Linked DNA regions of Mus musculus: region 1 is linked to region 2. Evidence: chromatin loops called from intact Hi-C (ENCODE). Cell type or tissue: gastrocnemius. All regions are shown on one strand. Each heading gives the region's core, and the rest is flanking DNA. Links, peaks and the distances in the headings are about the cores only.

The links. A loop is a pair of places that touch in the nucleus more often than their neighbours do. Peaks named below come from ENCODE experiments on the same cell type or tissue, not always from the same donor. Only the 100,000 strongest peaks of a DNase experiment are listed, where the experiment ranks them.
Region 1: a loop joins it to region 2, with 4 times the contacts of the local background. A loop is called at or near these places in 17 of 42 quality-filtered maps.

Annotation. Positions count from the first base shown.
Region 1 is chr10:81,549,176-81,557,502 of GRCm38, reverse strand. No RefSeq gene overlaps it. Among named protein-coding and RNA genes, the nearest start is that of Tle5, 6.1 kb to the left of the region's middle. In gastrocnemius, for the core only: CTCF peaks have their summits at 1,035, 4,117 (motif pointing left) and 7,050 (motif pointing right); DNase peaks (open chromatin) are centred at 5,685 and 7,079; H3K4me3 peaks cover 777 bases; H3K27ac peaks cover 1,418 bases.
Region 2 is chr10:81,499,493-81,507,819 of GRCm38, reverse strand. S1pr4 (sphingosine-1-phosphate receptor 4) reads left to right here and starts at 7,683. Exons shown (of 1, transcript NM_010102.2): 1 at 7,683-8,327. The coding sequence starts at 8,182. It overlaps Gna15 (guanine nucleotide binding protein, alpha 15), which reads left to right. Exons shown (of 7, transcript NM_010304.3): 7 at 4,715-5,507. The coding sequence ends at 4,941. In gastrocnemius, for the core only: no CTCF peak of the experiment used is centred there; a DNase peak (open chromatin) is centred at 4,988; H3K4me3 peaks cover 852 bases; H3K27ac peaks cover 1,441 bases.

The DNA of each region.
Region 1 (8,327 bases), core at 25-8,024, 50 kb before region 2:
TTTTTTTTCTTTTTGTTTTTTTGAGACAGGGTTTCTCTGTGTAGCTTTGGATGTCCTGGAACTCACTCTGTAGACCAGGCTGGCCTCGAACTCAGAAATCTGCCTGCTTCTGCCTTCTGAGTGCTGGGAGTAAAGGCGTGCGCCACCACTGCCCGGCCAGACTCAGCAGCTTAAGAGGATGGGACACCACTGAGGGAGGCCCAGACACAGGCCGGACACTGGAGAGCAGGGCAGGCCACTGCGGGCCCAGGAATCACCATGGCTGCTGTTTTTGAGACAGGCATTTGTTTGTTTGTTTGTTTATCATCTGAGCAGTGGTGGCACATGTCTTTTAAGTCTCATCACTCAAGAGGAAGAGGTAGTGAGTTCAAGGCCAACCTGGTCTACGGAGACCTCTCTAGGACAGCCAGTACTACACAGTGAGACCCCAAAAAGCCGATGGATGGATGGATGGATGGATGGATGGATGGATGGATGGATGGTTGGATGAATGTATAGATGGGTGGGTGAGTGGGTGGGTGGATGAATAAACAACAAACAAGCAATTTTTCCTTTCCCTTTATTTAATTATTTATTTATTCATTAATTCATTTATTCATTTTATATCCCAATCACAGCCCTCTTCCCCAAGACAAGTAATTTTTTATAGCATACAGGGAAGGAGAGAATTATTGTCAAGATGTGTTTAATGCGTGAGCTGACATATAAACTAACTTATTGGCTGTGATGTCCCAGGACTCTCCCTCATGCATGACAGGTTAGGAGGTCTGGGATGGTCTGCTCCAACCTCTTACTATGTACTCTCCGTTTTCAGGCTGGGTCTCACTAAGCTGCCCAGGCTGTCTTTGAACGTGGGATTCTTCTGCCTCAGCCCCTGCAAAAGCTAGGATAACAGGCTTGGGCCATGCAACCTGACTCTGTCAGGACATTCTTGTTTTTGTTTCTGTTTTTTATTTATTTCATGCATCCCTGCATGCACGTCTATGTGCACCACATGCATGCACTTCCCACAATGGCCAGAGGGGGCGTTGGGTTCCCTGGAGCTAGAGTCACAGATGGTGCTGTAACCACTGGACCATCTCTCCAGTTCCCTCTGTCTGCACCAGGCTCTGGCTTAAACACCTGAATGGGAAGGAGCTACCAGTGTCCCTAAGAGAATGAAGAACTAGAGGCTCAGAGAGGGGAGTTGACATGGCCAAAATCACACAGCAGTTGGCAAAGGGGCAGATGTAGTCTCCGTTTCATTGTACTGGGCCCATTTGCAGGGTTGGGCATGATGGCAGGTGACTCCAGGACATTGGCTGGAGTGAACTGCATTCTGGGAATTAGGAGTTGAGCTATTACCCAGAAGGAGCTGGGCACCCTGTGAGGTGCTAGAGAGAGGGGGGTTCTCTGTCAGCCTTGTCCTTTGAATTCTGTGGGTGTCCTGGGCTTTGCCAGTGCTGGCCACTATGCCTGGCTTCCACTCACTCCATGTGAAGAGTGATACATGTCCCCAGGCATCAAGTCCTGTGACATCACTGTCACCCCCAGCTAAAACCTGGGTTCACTGGGCAGAGTGCACCCAGCATGCACCACAGAAAACTGTCTGTGGAAGCAAGTAGGTCAGGAGGTCAGAGCCATCACTCAAAACAGTTTGTCTCAGGCTAGCCTGGGCTACATGAGACCCTCCCAAAAGAACCTCACCTAAAAATCCCAGAATGGGGGCTGTCAACCTGCCACTCAAAATAGAACAGTTTGCGGCCTGGACTGTGGGAGTCCTGCCTCCCCTGACACCCACATACTCAGTCCTCAGCTTTGGGTCCTCGGGGCCACTCACTGTGATGACCTGTCTCAAGTATCCAATAGTGGGATACTCACGTCTCTTCTGGCTGGGATACAAATGACCAACAAGCCACATGGGAGAGCACAGGCCTCCATGGTGAATGATGGATAGAGGACCCAGTGTGAGTGACAGGTCAGGGCAAACGGGCAGGCAGCCGCTGGGCAGCAAGGCCTCCCTCTGTGAAGAGGGTGAGGTAGGAGTGGGGCTCGTCTGTCCATCAGGTCTAGAGCTTCAGGCCGGCCACCCTGGCCTGACTGTGGGTCTTCACATGGGCTGAGTTCCCCAAGGCAGAGGCTGCCCCAAGGGATCACTTCCAAAATGGAGTCTTTCCCATTTGCCCCCTCTGTGAGCATTTACCTTCTGTGTGAGGGTGTGCAGCCTTCAACCTGAGGAGGCGCTCACCTGTCTTCCCATCCCACCCCTACCCATGCCTTCCTCTCCCTGACACTGCTCTCCCTGTGCCCCAGAGAGCTGCTCCTCTGCTCCTCCAACGACCCTGCCTCAGGGCCTTTGCACAAAGGCTGTGGGTGGTTTGGGTTTTTGTTTGTTTGTTTGTTTGTTTGTTTGTTTTGTTTTGTTTTGTTTTGTGGAATCCAGGCAGAGTCAAGACTGGATGTGCTTATAGTCAGTATTTTTAGGACTTTATATACATTTTCTTCCTTTTTTTTAAGATTTATTTATTTTATGTATATGAATACACTGTACCTGTCTTCCAACACACCAGAAGAGGGCGTCGGATCCCATTAAAGATGGTTGTGAGCCACCATGTGGTTGCTGGGAATTGAACTCAGGACCTTCGGAAAAGCAGTGCTCTTAACCGCTGAGCCATCTCTCCAGCCCTCATTTTCCTCCTTTTTGAGCATGGTGGAGTCCTTCTCAGCTACTTAGTGAATGTAAAGCAAGTCTGGGAGAACCGAGTGAGTCCTTCAGCTGAGACTTCAAGGCTGTGGGGGTGGGGGGGGTGGGGGGGGATGGGGGTGGTTTTCTCTGAGTGAGCATAGATCCCTGGGGTCCCCAGTACTTTAAACAACAACAACAAAAACCAACTGACCACATACCATCCCATCTTTGGCTCACCTTGGAGTTTCCAGTCCTCCACCACTCAGCCTTGACCCAGCTCCCAGGCAGTGGTGGCTGTGACCTCTGCCCTCCCCACCTGTTGTAATGTAAATACCATGTCCAGGAAGGTATTAAATTTGCCCATCCTGCCTTCATTCCTTTCATCTCCAAAACCTCAGCCAAGGACCAACGCTCAAAATGCTTGGTTTTATTTTGTTTTTTTGTTTTTTGTTTTTCTTTTTGAGACAGGGTTCGTGTAGCCCAGGCTGGCCCCCAACTCCTTTTGTAGCTGAGGCTGACTTTGAACATCTGAGGCCCTTGCCTCCACACCTGGTTTATGCAGCACTGGGGGGTGGAGTCTGGTATCCTCCTGGGTATGTGGGGCAGCAGAGGCTGACAGGAGCCTGTGGCCTGGCTGAGGGGACTGGAATCCCTTCCTGCCTAGATCCCATCCCCCCCATGTCCTCAGGGACAATGTCTTATGTTTTTGAGATTTCTCTCTGCTCAGGGATACCTGACCCACTCGGGGGAGCTGGCACCTCAGATCAGGGAGTCACCTGGGGTGCTTAAGGGCTTTTAAGGTCTTGCCCAGCCTCCCAGGGGGGCTGTCGTTGTATTTCTGAGGTTGAGTGTGTCTCTTGAGACACTTGGGGTTATTTGGGGAACAGAAAGGCCTGGGCTCCCAGATGGTTTTCGTTGGTCTCTGAGGTGCTCAGCAGCCAACACCTAGAGGGAGGCGATGCCCATCTCTAGGCCTCTGTTTGGGCCTATGGGAGGCAGAGAATCAAGGAGGCAGAGGCAGAAGAATCAGGAACTCAGGGGCATCCTTTGCTCCTTAACTGAGCTTGGAGCCAGCCTGAACAACACAAGACCTGTTTCAAAACCCAAAAACTTTGTGGATGGAAAGTTTGCTGAGTGGGTAGAGGGCTTATCACGGGCCCACAAGGACCCAGGTTCAGAGTGACAAATAGCTGGGCTTGTGGCCCAGATGCTGTTTCAGGTGGCAGGAGGGACCGCAAGGGAAGCCCTGGGGAGCCCTGGGGAACCCTGGCTGGCTCGGCTTCACTGCTATACTCTAGGCCCAGAAAAAAAGAGAGGGAGCTGGAGGGGACTGCTCAGTGGCTACAGCACCGGATACTCCCACAGAGGATGGGGCTCAGTTCGTAGCACTCACATGGGGTTCACAATTGTCTGTAACGACAGCTCCTGAGGACATGACACCCTCTTCTGGCCACTGTGGGTACTGCATGCACAGCATGTACAAACATGCAGGCAAACACAAATAAAATAAAAATAAATAAATCTTCAACATAAAAGAATTTAAAACCTTAAACAAACAAAACCCAAAATATCTTAGAGACCACAGTGCATCATTTTTTGTGGTTGGTTTGGTTTGGATTTTTTTTTTTTGGGGGGGTGGGTGGGTGGGGGGAGACAGGGTTTCTCTGGCTGTCGTAGAACTCACTCTGTAGACCAGGCTGGCCTCGAACTCAGAAACCCACCTGCCTCTGCCTCCCAAGTGCTGGGATTAAAGGCGTGCGCCACCACTGTCCGGCTTTGATTTGTTTTTTGAGACAGGGTTTTTCTGTGAAGCCCTGGCTCCTGGAGCTCAATCTGTAGACCAGGCTGGCCTTGAATTTACAGAGATGCCCCTGCCCCCGCCCCCGCCCCTGCCTCCTGAGTGCTGGGATTAAAGGCCTGTGCCATCATACTCTGCATTCAAAACACAGGCATTTAGTCAGGGAAGGAACATCTTGAGCTGACTGCCAGTGAGGACAGAGGGGGCTTCCCCAGACCCCCCATTAAGCTTACACATCTAGTGTCAGCCATCCCGAGGGAATTCGGACTGTACTTCCTTTGCAACAGTAGGCTCAGCATGATGAGGTCTATAACTTAAAGTTGAGAATTTTCTCAGTAAGCAGCTTTGGCTGCCAAAAGGCGGTCTGAGGGGCTCAGAGAGGTCAACACAGCGCTCTAAAGACATACAGCTTCCTGGGAAAAGTGACATTCAACCTGGATCCTGGCCTAGGAGAGCCAATCACAAGGTGAACTGGTATCTCCAAGTGCTGGCACTGGCCTGCTCACGTCCTGCTGGGAATGTTTGATGGTCATACTGTGTGCCATTAGACTTAAGGGTGTGTGCTGGGAAGGCAGGGATTCGAACTATGGTCCTCAGGTTTGCCCAGCACACATTTCCCCAGCTCATGGCTCTGGGATCTTGAGAACTCCAGTGAGCCATGTTATTGTTGCCCAAGTGTTTTGGGAGCCAGTGGCTTCTGAGGGGGATTGCTCACCTGTGATGGCCATGTCACCCGCTTCCCATAATCCTTCTTGTGCGTCTATCCACACCGCATCACTTCTCTTTTTGAGTTAATCTTGAAAGCACACAGCTCCGTCCCTTTGTATCTTTTTCTATGAAATGGGTGTTAGGCCCAAGTTAAAGACTCAGAAACTTGAATTTTTAATTTGCAAAGAACCCACAACCAGCCAATTCTCCACATACATTAATTCCTAAAACAGGGCCAGACCTGGATGGAGCTACAGATGGCCATCCCTAGAGACCTTTATGCTCAGCACCCAGGACCCACACAGGGACTGAGCTGGTCCTGTAGTGACGCCTCCCCTGGGACTCAGGTGAAATCCCAGTTCCAGGATCCGGAGCCGGTGGCCAGGGCCGCACCCAATTTTTTAACATCAAAATTGATAAAATGCCGGATAGTCACAGAAGGCGAAGTTTCTAGTACGGGCCACACGGGGGCAGCAGCTTCCCAGATTTGACTGTCACCCCTCCCCCAAACCCCACCTGTGGAAGGCCTGGCGGGTGCTGATGTCATTTCCAGGCTTGGTGAGCACGGGCTCCCTCAGGGTGCTTCAGACTGACGCAGCATGGCCTAGAAGGCGAGTCCAGGGGGTCCTTCAGGGTGATGTAGACACTGGGCTAGGTTGTCCCTAGTGGTATATCTTGGGTTCTGCAGGGTGTTGAGCTAACTAAACCCAGGCTTCCACCCATTTCATGCCAGGAGCTCTCCCAGTTCACTGGGGGTTGAGCCAATCCTCTCCCCACCATACCCCAGCCCCTCACTGGGGGATTCTAGGCCTTGAATTTATTCCAAGCAGTACGGTAGGAGCTACAGGGCAAGCTGTATGAGAGACTTGAGGCAGGTCTTGTTCTTACTGGAAGCCTGGTGATTCTGGGCTGGAGTGGAAGGAAAGATTGGGCCTAGATGAATTCATGGGGAGGTAGATTAAATATCTCACAGAGTAACACTGAAGACAGCTACTTAGAAGAAGAAACATTTGAGTTAAAGTTTTTGAAGCAAGTATGTGAGTTCATGGGCTGGTGAGATGGCTCAGTGGTTAAGAGCACTGACTGCTCTTCCGAAAGTCCTGAGTTCGAATCCCAGCGACCACATGGTGGCTCACAACCATTCGTGATGAAGTCTGACATCCTCTTCTGGTGTATCTGAAGACAGCTACAGTGTACTTACATGTAATAATAAATAAATCTTTTTTAAAAATTGATGTTAGGGCAGCCTGTCTAAGGAGGCAACCCATGAAGGAGCTAGATGGGTCACTGACTGGCCACCTCCAGTTACCTGGCCCAAAGCTGGAAGCTGGGGACATGCTGTGTGTGGGTTTACTGTCCTTGTCCTGAAGGAAGCCAGGTTGGGTCGGGTCTCAAAGGAAGCTGGGAGAATAAAAGGAGAAACAGTCCTTGGAGGGTGGATGTCGAGGTGGCTGCTGCTGCTGCTGTGGTAGGAGGATTGCAGTGAGTGTGAGAAATGGAGGAAGTGAGTAATGCCTATACCTGCTCAGGACGCAGAAGCAGGCAGAGCTCCGTGGGTTCAAGGCCACCCTGGTCTACAATAGCAAGTCCAGAATAGCCAGGGATACATAGTGAGACCTGCCAAAAAAAAAAAAAGCAAAACAAAATCTGCACCCCTCATTCTCCCCATCTCTCTGCAAGTGCAAGCTGTGGCTGGGCCTGGAAAGGAACGCTTGGCCTTGAAGCTCTTGGAGGCAGGAAATGGAGGCGCTGAGGCCGGCCTCTCGATTTGAGTTGATATTCCAATAACATGGAGTTGGGAGAACAAAAAGAGAAAGCTGAGATTTGAACCAGGAACTGGGTGATCCTCTCCATCAGGCTAGCAGCTCTGCCATAGCTGGCCTTTCCACAGCGGCCACCAGAGGGCACCATAGGCGTCAGCATCCTCCTAGACCACCTTTGTCCGGGTCAAAGCCCAGTCCCTGCTGCCTTCCTCCCTGCCTGCCTCCCTCCTCCCCTGTGCAGCCACAGGAGCCCTGGGGTGCTCAGCACAGGCTTGTCCTGACCCAGGGCCTTTGCCCAGGCTGTGAGCTCTTGCCCGAGACAATCTTGTAGACAATCTACCAGAAAGGCCCTCACTTCCTCAAACTCGCTGCTACTCTCTTGCCTCAGCCTTCCACATACCTGGGACCACCTGATTTACTGGTGTATTTTTTAAAGTATAATTCAAAAGTGAAATTCACATTGCAGACTGTGACGTTAGTGCCCTTGGTGTACTTCAGATTGTTCAGCTAGCTGATGTAGAACATCCCATCTTCAGCCAGTTCCATCGTGTCTTCCAAGGTCCCTCCGTGCCATGGGGTGTCACAGCCTTGCTCCCATTCACTCCAGTGGGTGAGGGACTGTACCACTTCCCCATCCATCACCACAAACACTGGCTGTTCCTATTTGGGGTTTACGAATGAAGCTGTAACTGATCACAGAGGAGTTTTGTCTCTGCCACTATCAGAGTTCCTGAGACAGGGTCTCATGTAGTTCATGTTAGCTTAGGCTAGCTCATGTAGCTCAGGCAAACCCCAAACTTACCATGTAGATGATGATGACATTGGTTTACCGGCCTGCCTCCCAGTGAGCAGTGTACTCACAGCTGGTTTATATGCACTGGGATGGACCCCGGAACCTCGGCAGCCATCCCCACCCACCTTCCCGATGTAGCCTCTGCCCCTTCCTGTGGTGTTAGTGGCATCAGGCTGGGGTGAGTCTCCTGCTGACAGCACTGCTGACTGACACTGTCACTGACACTGAAGAATCACCCTTCGTGCTCCTGATGTACACACGTGCACAAAGCCCAGAGAGCCATAGCCAGACATGTGGCTCAAGGTGGTCATCTCAACACTTGAGAGGCAGAGGCAGGAGAATCACTGTGAGTTCCAGACCAGCCTGGGCTGTATAGTGAGATCTTGTCTTGAGATTTTTTTAAAAAGGAAAAAAAAAACCGTAAAAGTAAAGGAGAGAACTAAAGATGCTTTAATTCTGGCAGGACGGGGAAAGCCTGCCCTCTGGGACTCCTAGGTGATAGCTCCACATGTCAAAAGTGGCTGAGGTCGAGGACAGCTCTTCAGGGCTGGGCACAGGTTGGGGGGGTGTGGTCCTCTCCAGGCTGTCTGAAGGTCTTGG
Region 2 (8,327 bases), core at 102-8,101:
AGAATGGAACTCTTCTGTTCCTTCTGATAGACCTGACCTCATGGGCTTCAGTTTCTCCCTCTCTGGAATGGAAATTAAGACGATGCTCTTAGCACATGCCATTGAATGAGAAAAGATTCTATAAAAATCTGTTTCTGGCTGGGCGGTGGTGGCACACGCCTTTAATTCCAGCACTTGGAAGGCAGAGGCAGGCGAATTTCTAAGTTCGAGGCCAGCCTGGTCTACAGAGTGAGTTCCAGGACAGCCAGGGCTACACAGAGAAACCCTGTCTTGAAAAAACAAAAACAAAAACAAAAAACACAAAACAAAAAATAAAATCTGTTTCTGTGTTTGAGACAGGGGTGGAACTGCATGACCTTGAACATGATGGGCAGTGGTTCCACCTTGACCACGCCCCCAGCCCCATCAGTGGGGGATTCTAGGCAGGGCTCCACCCACACCACCTTGCCAGCCCAGCACTGGGGGGATTCTAGGTGGGGCTTCTCCCTGACCATGCCCCCAGTCCCCTCACTGGGGGATTCTAGGTGGGGTGCCACCCTGACCACGCCCCCAGCCCTCCCCCCACCGCACTGGAAGATCTTAAGTGGGGCTCCACCCCCGACCACACCCCCAGCCCTTCACTGGGAGATTTAAATCCAGCTTCTCCGTCCAGGGGCCAATCCTCCCTCACTTATCCTATACTATAGATGTCATAGCTCCATCAATCAATCCTTTTTCAGCAACGTCTCTATTTTTTAAAAAAGATGTTTTTATTTTTATTTATATGAGTACACTGTTGCTGTCTTCAGACACACTACAAGAGTGCTTTGAATCCCATTACAGATGGTTGTGAGCCACCATGTGGTTGCTGGGAATTGAACTCAGGACCTCTGGAAGAGCAGTCAGTGCTCTTAACTGCTGAGCCATCTCTCCAGCCCCATAACGTCTGTATTTTATCTCATTTGTGTAACCTTTCTTTTTTGTGTAACCTTTTTGGGTTTTGTTTTTGTTTTTTGCTTTTTTGTTTTCTGAGTCAGGGTTTCTCTGTAGCCCTGGCTGTACTGGACTTCAGTCTGTAGACCAGGCTGGCCTCAAATTCAGAGATCTGCCTGCCTCTGCCCCCAGATGTTGGGATTAAAGGCGTGCACCATGACTACCCACACTCAGCTGCATATTGGTGCAGAAATGTATGACACACATAAATAGTATTGAAAACTCACCTTCCACAAAGCAAGGCAGGCTGAAGCAGCTAGGTGGGGACTGCGTTTGCCCTCCCTCAGATCCATCTTGGAAGGGACGTAGCATTTGGAGCCCTGGGAACACACAGTGTTAGAAGGATCCTCTCTCTGTTGCTGAGGACACCATCCCGGCTTGAACCGGCTGGTTTGCCTGGCTCAAGGTCTCATGGTCAGGTTTTGGTTCTCTCTCTCTCTCTCTCTCTCTCTCTCTCTCTCTCTCTCTCTCTCCTTTTTGAGGTAGGGTCTCACTGCATAGCTCTGACTAGCCTTCAATTCTGTAATTCTGTAGACAGGGCTGGCCTAGAACTCAGATCTTCCTCCTGTGCACTGGGGTCACAGATGCCCAGGTCAGGGATTGGGGATTTGCTGAGTGAGGTTAAGACTGGTTGGTGGCTGGGACCAGAGGCACTGGGTGCCATCTCCCAGCTGCCCTGTGCTGCATGCACTGACCGAGGCTTGCTGTCTTCCCCCATTCTGGCATTCGATGTCCATTCCAGCTCTGTCACAGTGGTGACTCAGGGTGGCCAGACTTTCGCCTAGGTGGAGACTGCCTCTCATGATCAAGTCTCAGGGAAGTTTGGGTCACATCCATCACAGTCGGTTGACCGAGGCAGGTTTAGCACTGGGGGAAGCTGCTCTACCTAACTGTGGAGGGCAGGAGGAGGCAGCACCGGCCATCTTGGAGCCAAGCTCTCTCACATCTTGTGGCTGCTGGGGCAGAGGACAGTGCCCAGGGCCCTAAACCAACAGAACTGAGTTTCCTGCCAACTTAGGAGACCTGAGATCCAAAACTGGTGAGCATGAAACACCCACTGGGAATCAGGCAATGATCTACAATGCTGGGCAGATAAGATTCTGGGGGAGACTTTTGTCTCAGCCCCTTCAACAATCCATGCTTGATGCCAGGTCAAATGTCACTCACATTCAACTCTGGTGACCTCTGCTATGGGAATTTGACACTGGCTTTATTGCAGCTGAGAGCTTCTAAAAGCCCTGCTATGCTGTCCCAGCCCTGTCTTAGCTGAGACATCTCGAGAACCAGGCTGTGGCCTCAAGAGGCTGGGCGGAGGAAATGGGTGGTTTGGACGGACTGTTTACACCATCGGGCTGGCACAGTGCTTCAGTCACTGATCTATTCCATGACCACAGCAACTCGGGTAAAGGAAGTGTTTTATCACTGGTTCGTTTACCTCCGAAACTCAGAGGGTTAGTCTGTAACCATCATGGCGGGAAGAGGACAAGCACGGCGCTGAGCAGTAGTGGAGAGCTCCACACCCAGAGCGACTGTCAGAAGCAGGCAGAGAGAGAAGGAGACGAAACCTGGCAACTGATGGCCTTGGAATCCCCAGTGACACACCTCTTCCAACTAGGCCACACCCCTACAAAAGACCACGCCCCCACAACAAGACCACACCTCCTAAAATAGAGCCACACATTTACAACCAGGCCACACCTCCTCCAAGAAGGCCATACCTCCTCATCCTCTCCAAACAGGTCCACAAACTGGGGACCAAGCATCAACACACCAGCCTGTGGGGACAGCGCTCATTCAAACACCATGGACAGATCCAAAAACCTTATTTACCGCTGACATTTCCTCCCGTGTTTTGTGTTCTCTGACAATTTTTTCTTTTTCTTTCCTTTCCTTCCTTTCTTCCTTTCTTTCTTTCTTTCTTTCTTTCTTTCTTTCTTTCTTTCTTTCTTTCTTTCCTTCCTTCCTTCCTTCTTTCTTTCTTTCTTTCTTTCTTTCTTTCTTTCCCTCTTTCTCTCTCTCTCTCTCTCTTTCTTTCCTTTTTGTTATGTAAATTAACCCATTTATTGTGGGCTAGGCGAGTCTCAGACGTTAGGGCTTCTATGGTCTTTCAGTTACTTCGGTTTTCTGATGGCAGACTTCACTGTGACTGCAGAGGTGGTGTTGTAGATCCAGGCACCCGCTGGCCACTGTTTTCATGCAGGAACCTCAATGCCAGATGCCAAAAGCTCATCTCTTCATCTTGGTCTTATCCCAGAAGGAGCAAGTTTACTTGGAGTGCTGGCTGATTTCAATTTTCTTCACCATTTTCCGGAGGGAGGCACCATAGCAGGTCCCGTATTTCTGACAAGCCCTATCTTCTTGGTGCATTTAGCCATGTCACTGGAAACAAAGCCCAAACTGACAATTTTTTCCTAGTTACTTGCTTTAAAAGTCTAAAAATACCTAAGGATGTGGCTCAACAGCAGGGTGCTTGCCTAGCAAGTGAGAGACCCTGGTCTCTATTCCCAATATTGCCAGGAAACAACTTAAACTCAGGGAGTGGTGGCACACACCTTTTATCCCAGCACTCAGTAGACAGATGAAGGAGGATCTGTGAGTTCAAGACCAGCCTGGTCTAAAGTGTGAGTTCCAGAAAAGCCAGGACTACACAGAGATACCCCGTCATAGGGAAACAAAAGATTGAAACCTTGAATCTGAAGAGGCATTGCTCTTGGCTCAGTGAGTAAAGGGTGTGGCACATGCAAGCATAGGGACCTGGGTTCATCACAAATAGTTCAGTTGGCATGGTGTTGGGCTGATCCAGGAGGATCCCTCCAGCATCACCAGGTATACTGCCTAGCCAATTAGTGAGCTCCAAGTTCTGTGAGGCTCTGACTCAGAAAAGAACCACAGCCAAGGCATCCCTCTGCCCTGCACCTGAGTGTACACACATCCATGCACCCAACCACACACAGAGAAAGTAACACAAAGGAAAACTCATGGCACTCTGGTCAGATTCAAAGAAAAAGAAAGCACGTCCATAGAGCAGGATGTGCCCATTGCAGAGATGGAGAAATCGAGGCACAGAGAGGGGCAGCCACTGGCTGGCAGTTGAGCCAGAGAGGAATTGAAGCAGGCGTGGGACACATGGAGGCTGCCTGAGTCCTACTCTGTCCATTTTTGCCTCCTTCCGGAGTCCCTGCTTCCATACCCCTACTCCCAGAACTGAAGTTATAGGCACATGCATAGGCACACTCCTGTTTTTCTTGAATGCTAGGGATTCGAACTCAGGTTCCCAGGCTTGGCAGCAAGCACTCTTATCCTCTGAGCCATTGCCTTTGTCCTGGAAGCAGGATTCGAGCCCACAGAGTTCCCACTGCGGGCGGCCTCTCCCATCTTAGCACTTGAGTCCTCAAGCTGAGCCTGACAGCGCCATTTCAGGGACTGACACACATGGCGCCTGTCTTCAGTAAGGATGGCCTGAGTGGCTCTGCGCCCCCATCCCCGCCTAGTGAAGGATCCCCAGAGCTGTCACAAAGACCTGAGTTGAATCCCCAGCACTACACAAACCAGGCTTGATGCCGCTCACCCATCATCCAGCTCTGAGGAGATCAAGAGTTCAAAGTCAGCCAGGGCTACAGACTGACCTGGAGGGCAGCCTGGGCTATTTAGGGAAACCAGGGTAATCCCGGGCTATGTAGGGAGTTTGCGGCCAGCCTGGGCTATAAAAGGGAGCCCACTCAACCCCTCTCCCTCTCTGCAGGACCCCGGCGAGACGCAGAGGCCGCCAAGAGCTTCATCTTGGACATGTATGCGCGCGTGTACGCGAGCTGCGCAGAGCCCCAGGACGGTGGCAGGAAAGGCTCCCGCGCGCGCCGCTTCTTCGCACACTTCACCTGTGCCACGGACACGCAAAGCGTCCGCAGCGTGTTCAAGGACGTGCGGGACTCGGTGCTGGCCCGGTACCTGGACGAGATCAACCTGCTGTGACGCGGGACAGGGAACCCCAAGCGCGACGCGGTCGTGGCGAGGACATACCTCCCCCTGGTGGCCGCGCGTGGAACTGCAGGTCCAGGAGCTGCCAAGTGGGGAAGCCAGCCCACAGGGAGAGAGTCCCTGCTTCCTACTGGGCCCCCAAGCCCAGCTCCCCTGTAATTTATTCCCTCGCCCTTCTTCTAGTTGTTGGAGAAAGGACATGAGCCGGGTCTTTAACCCCAGCGCTCCGGAGGCAGAGGCAGGAGGATTTCTGTGAGTTCCAGGACCATGTTTTCAAAAACAAACAAAACCGGATAGAACTGTCCGGGACCTTGTGACTTCCCAGGGGCCCTGTTCACATCTTCCTGTGGGGACCATTTCATCTTACCAAAGGGGAAACCGAGGTCGGCAAGATGGCTGGTGAGAGTGCCTTGCCACCAAGCCTGACAACTGGACTTCAGGACCTGTTCAGTGGACAGAGAGAGGGAGCGGAGTCCTAGGAGAAGTTCTCTATCTCCTCAGGCGTGCATGGTGGTGACACACCTACCCACACAGATAAATAAATGTAATTTAAAAACAAACAATCAGGGAACTGAGGAAGAGAGAAATATCTCAGCTCTCAGGCGCTGAGGCAGGAGGATTGCAAGTTTCATGTCCTAAATTACAGCTCAGTGTTCTCACTGTGAGCCTGGCAGGGGCCAGGGCCAGGGTATTGACTCACAGAGACAATGTCAAATCTAGGCACAGAATGGAGTAGGGGGTTGGAGTGGCTCGGAGGGTAAAATGCAGGAGTTGGCAACTGCCCTGCTCATCAACAAGCCCCAGGTTCGGTGAGAGACCCAGGGAGCGACTGAAGAAAACATCACAGACTAGGGTATAGAGCTGAGTCATCTGCGCTTGTGTTTTGTGTCCCTGTCACCCAGTCACCCCACAACCCGCCCATGCCTTCCAAGCACTGGAGTTAGAGATCTGGCTGTTCTCAGGAGAATCCAGATGCAGAGTAAGCTGCACTTTACTAACTGAACTCCCTCCAGCTTCCTTAGACATATCTCCTTACACTGCTGCATAGTACTTCACTCTGAGACACAGAATGGCTTGGTCTGGGTGCTGGGGATGGCAGCCAGAGTCTTAGGAATTCTAAGCTGGACTCTACTGTTGTTTTGTGCCTGCCAACATTTTTGCATCTACCTGAAGCATCCCAGAGTATTGTCTTGTACAAGGGCCCTGGTGCTGTCTTCAGGGTGCATTTCGGGCAGGGAGATGGTACTTGCCCAGCTTGGTTACATACTCAAAGAGCAAAGAGCTGTTCTTTTTTGGGGGTTTGGTTTTGGTTTGTTTTATTTTGTTTTTGTTTTTTTGAGACAGGGTTTCTCTGTATAGCTCTGGCTGTCCTGGAACTTACTCTGTAGACCAGGCTGGCCTCGAACTCAGAAATCTGCCTGCCCTTGCCTCCCAAGTGCTGGGATTAAAGGCGTGCGCCACCACGCCTGGCGAGAGCTGTTCTTGAAGACTGACTAAGTGCCTGCTGTGGAGGTCAAGTGTTCGTAATCTTCTGTTCTGTTATGGTGCCTGCTTCATACCACATCAGCTTCCATAGCAGGCTGCAGGTGACCGTTCTGTCTGCACTCATTCTGGGGTGCTGTGCTCAGTCCTCCTTCATGCTGAACCCCAGTACTCACTTGAACTCAGTGCATGAGGCCCAGTCATGGGCTTGGCTGGAGTTGGCCTTTAGTCAGCACTATGTTGTGTCTGTGACTATGTTATTCAGGCTCAGGGTTCATTCTGGGATAAAGGCTCAGTATAGGGTAGAGGTTTGGGGAGTCAGTGCAGAGGGGCCCTGGCCAGAGTTTGTGCACTGTCTGACATCAAGTCTCTTCAGGGTCATGGCACAGAGCAAGAGCTGTGCTCAGGTAGGGTTGGGGCTCAGTGCAGGAAGGGGCTGAGGCTGGGATTGGGGCTCAGTGCAGGGAAGGAGCTGAGACTGGGGATTGGGGCTCAGTGCAGGGAAGGGGTTGAGGCTGGGGTCAAAGCACAGAACAATTGTGTAGGCTGAGGCTGAGTTGGCACTGCCAGGGGAGCTACAGGTGTCCTTGCACATTGATTAGACACCTGCTGTTTGCTGTGTGTTGACAAGCACTATGAAGCATCCCTAGTACAGGCAACAAAATCTTATTAAGCGCCTGGTGTGTGCAGATGACTTTTTCTTTAATAGGTGATTTTAAGCACCTACTATGTATTGGTGGCACATATTTATTATTATTATTATTATTATTATTATTATTATTATTAGGTATTTGTATTTTTTTTTTAGACAGGGTGTCTCTATTATGTAGCCCAGGCTGGCCTGGAACTTACAGAGGTCCTCCTGCCTCTGCCTTCCAAGAACTGATACTAATGGCATGTGCTGCTACACCCAATGTGACACATTTTTTAAGCACCTTCTGTGTACACACAGCAAACACTGATTAAGCACCAGTGAACAGTTCAGGGGTAAAGGTGCCTGAGGCAAAGCTCTAAGGACCCACATGGTAGAAGGGGAGAATGGACTCCTGTGAGTTGCCCTCTGACCCCAGCACATGAAAGGACACACACAGTCAATCAATAAATGTAACAAAAATTCTAAAAAGATATTAAGCACCTGTTATGCATGGGTGGTACTTGATGTGTTTGGATGACATTGATTAAGGCTTGGCTGGTGTATACAAGTGACAAACATTTATGACATTCTGTCTTTTCCTTTTTTTTTTTTTTTTTGGTTTTTCGAGACAGGGTTTCTCTGTGTAGCCCTGGCTGTCCTGGAACTCACTTTATAGACCAGGCTGGCCTCGAACTCAGAAATCCGCCTGCCTCTGCCTATGGCACGCTTTCTGTGTACAGTTGACAAATACTTATTAGGCACCTGCTGTATATATAAGCATACAGTTGGAACAGTTGGGCACAAGGGGGTGGGCAGAGGGATCTTGGATGCCAGGCTATGCCCATTGTCCAGTAGTGACTCCCCATCTAGTGCTTGCCTCCCATCCAAAGAGGGAAATTTGGTCCTGGGTGGGGTGCCATGAGAGATCATGCTCTCTAGCTCAGAGCCCCCAGAGTCACACCCACAGTTGCTCAGGATGCCCCTCCCTGCCCTGGCCTCACCCCCACCCACTCTGGGGCACCTTGAGCATAACAGGAAATTTCAAACAACAGGAAACCCAGGCCAGGCAGTGACTCCACCCTGCGGAGGCCTCTCTCAGTCTGTCCCCGGGGGAGGCCATGAACATCAGTACCTGGTCCACGCTGGTGACCCCAGAGTCCTGCCACCGGCTGGCAGCCAGCGGCCACAGCCTCCTCATTGTCCTGCACTACAATCACAGCGGCAGGCTGGCCAGCCGCGGGGGCTCTGAGGACGGTGGAGGGCT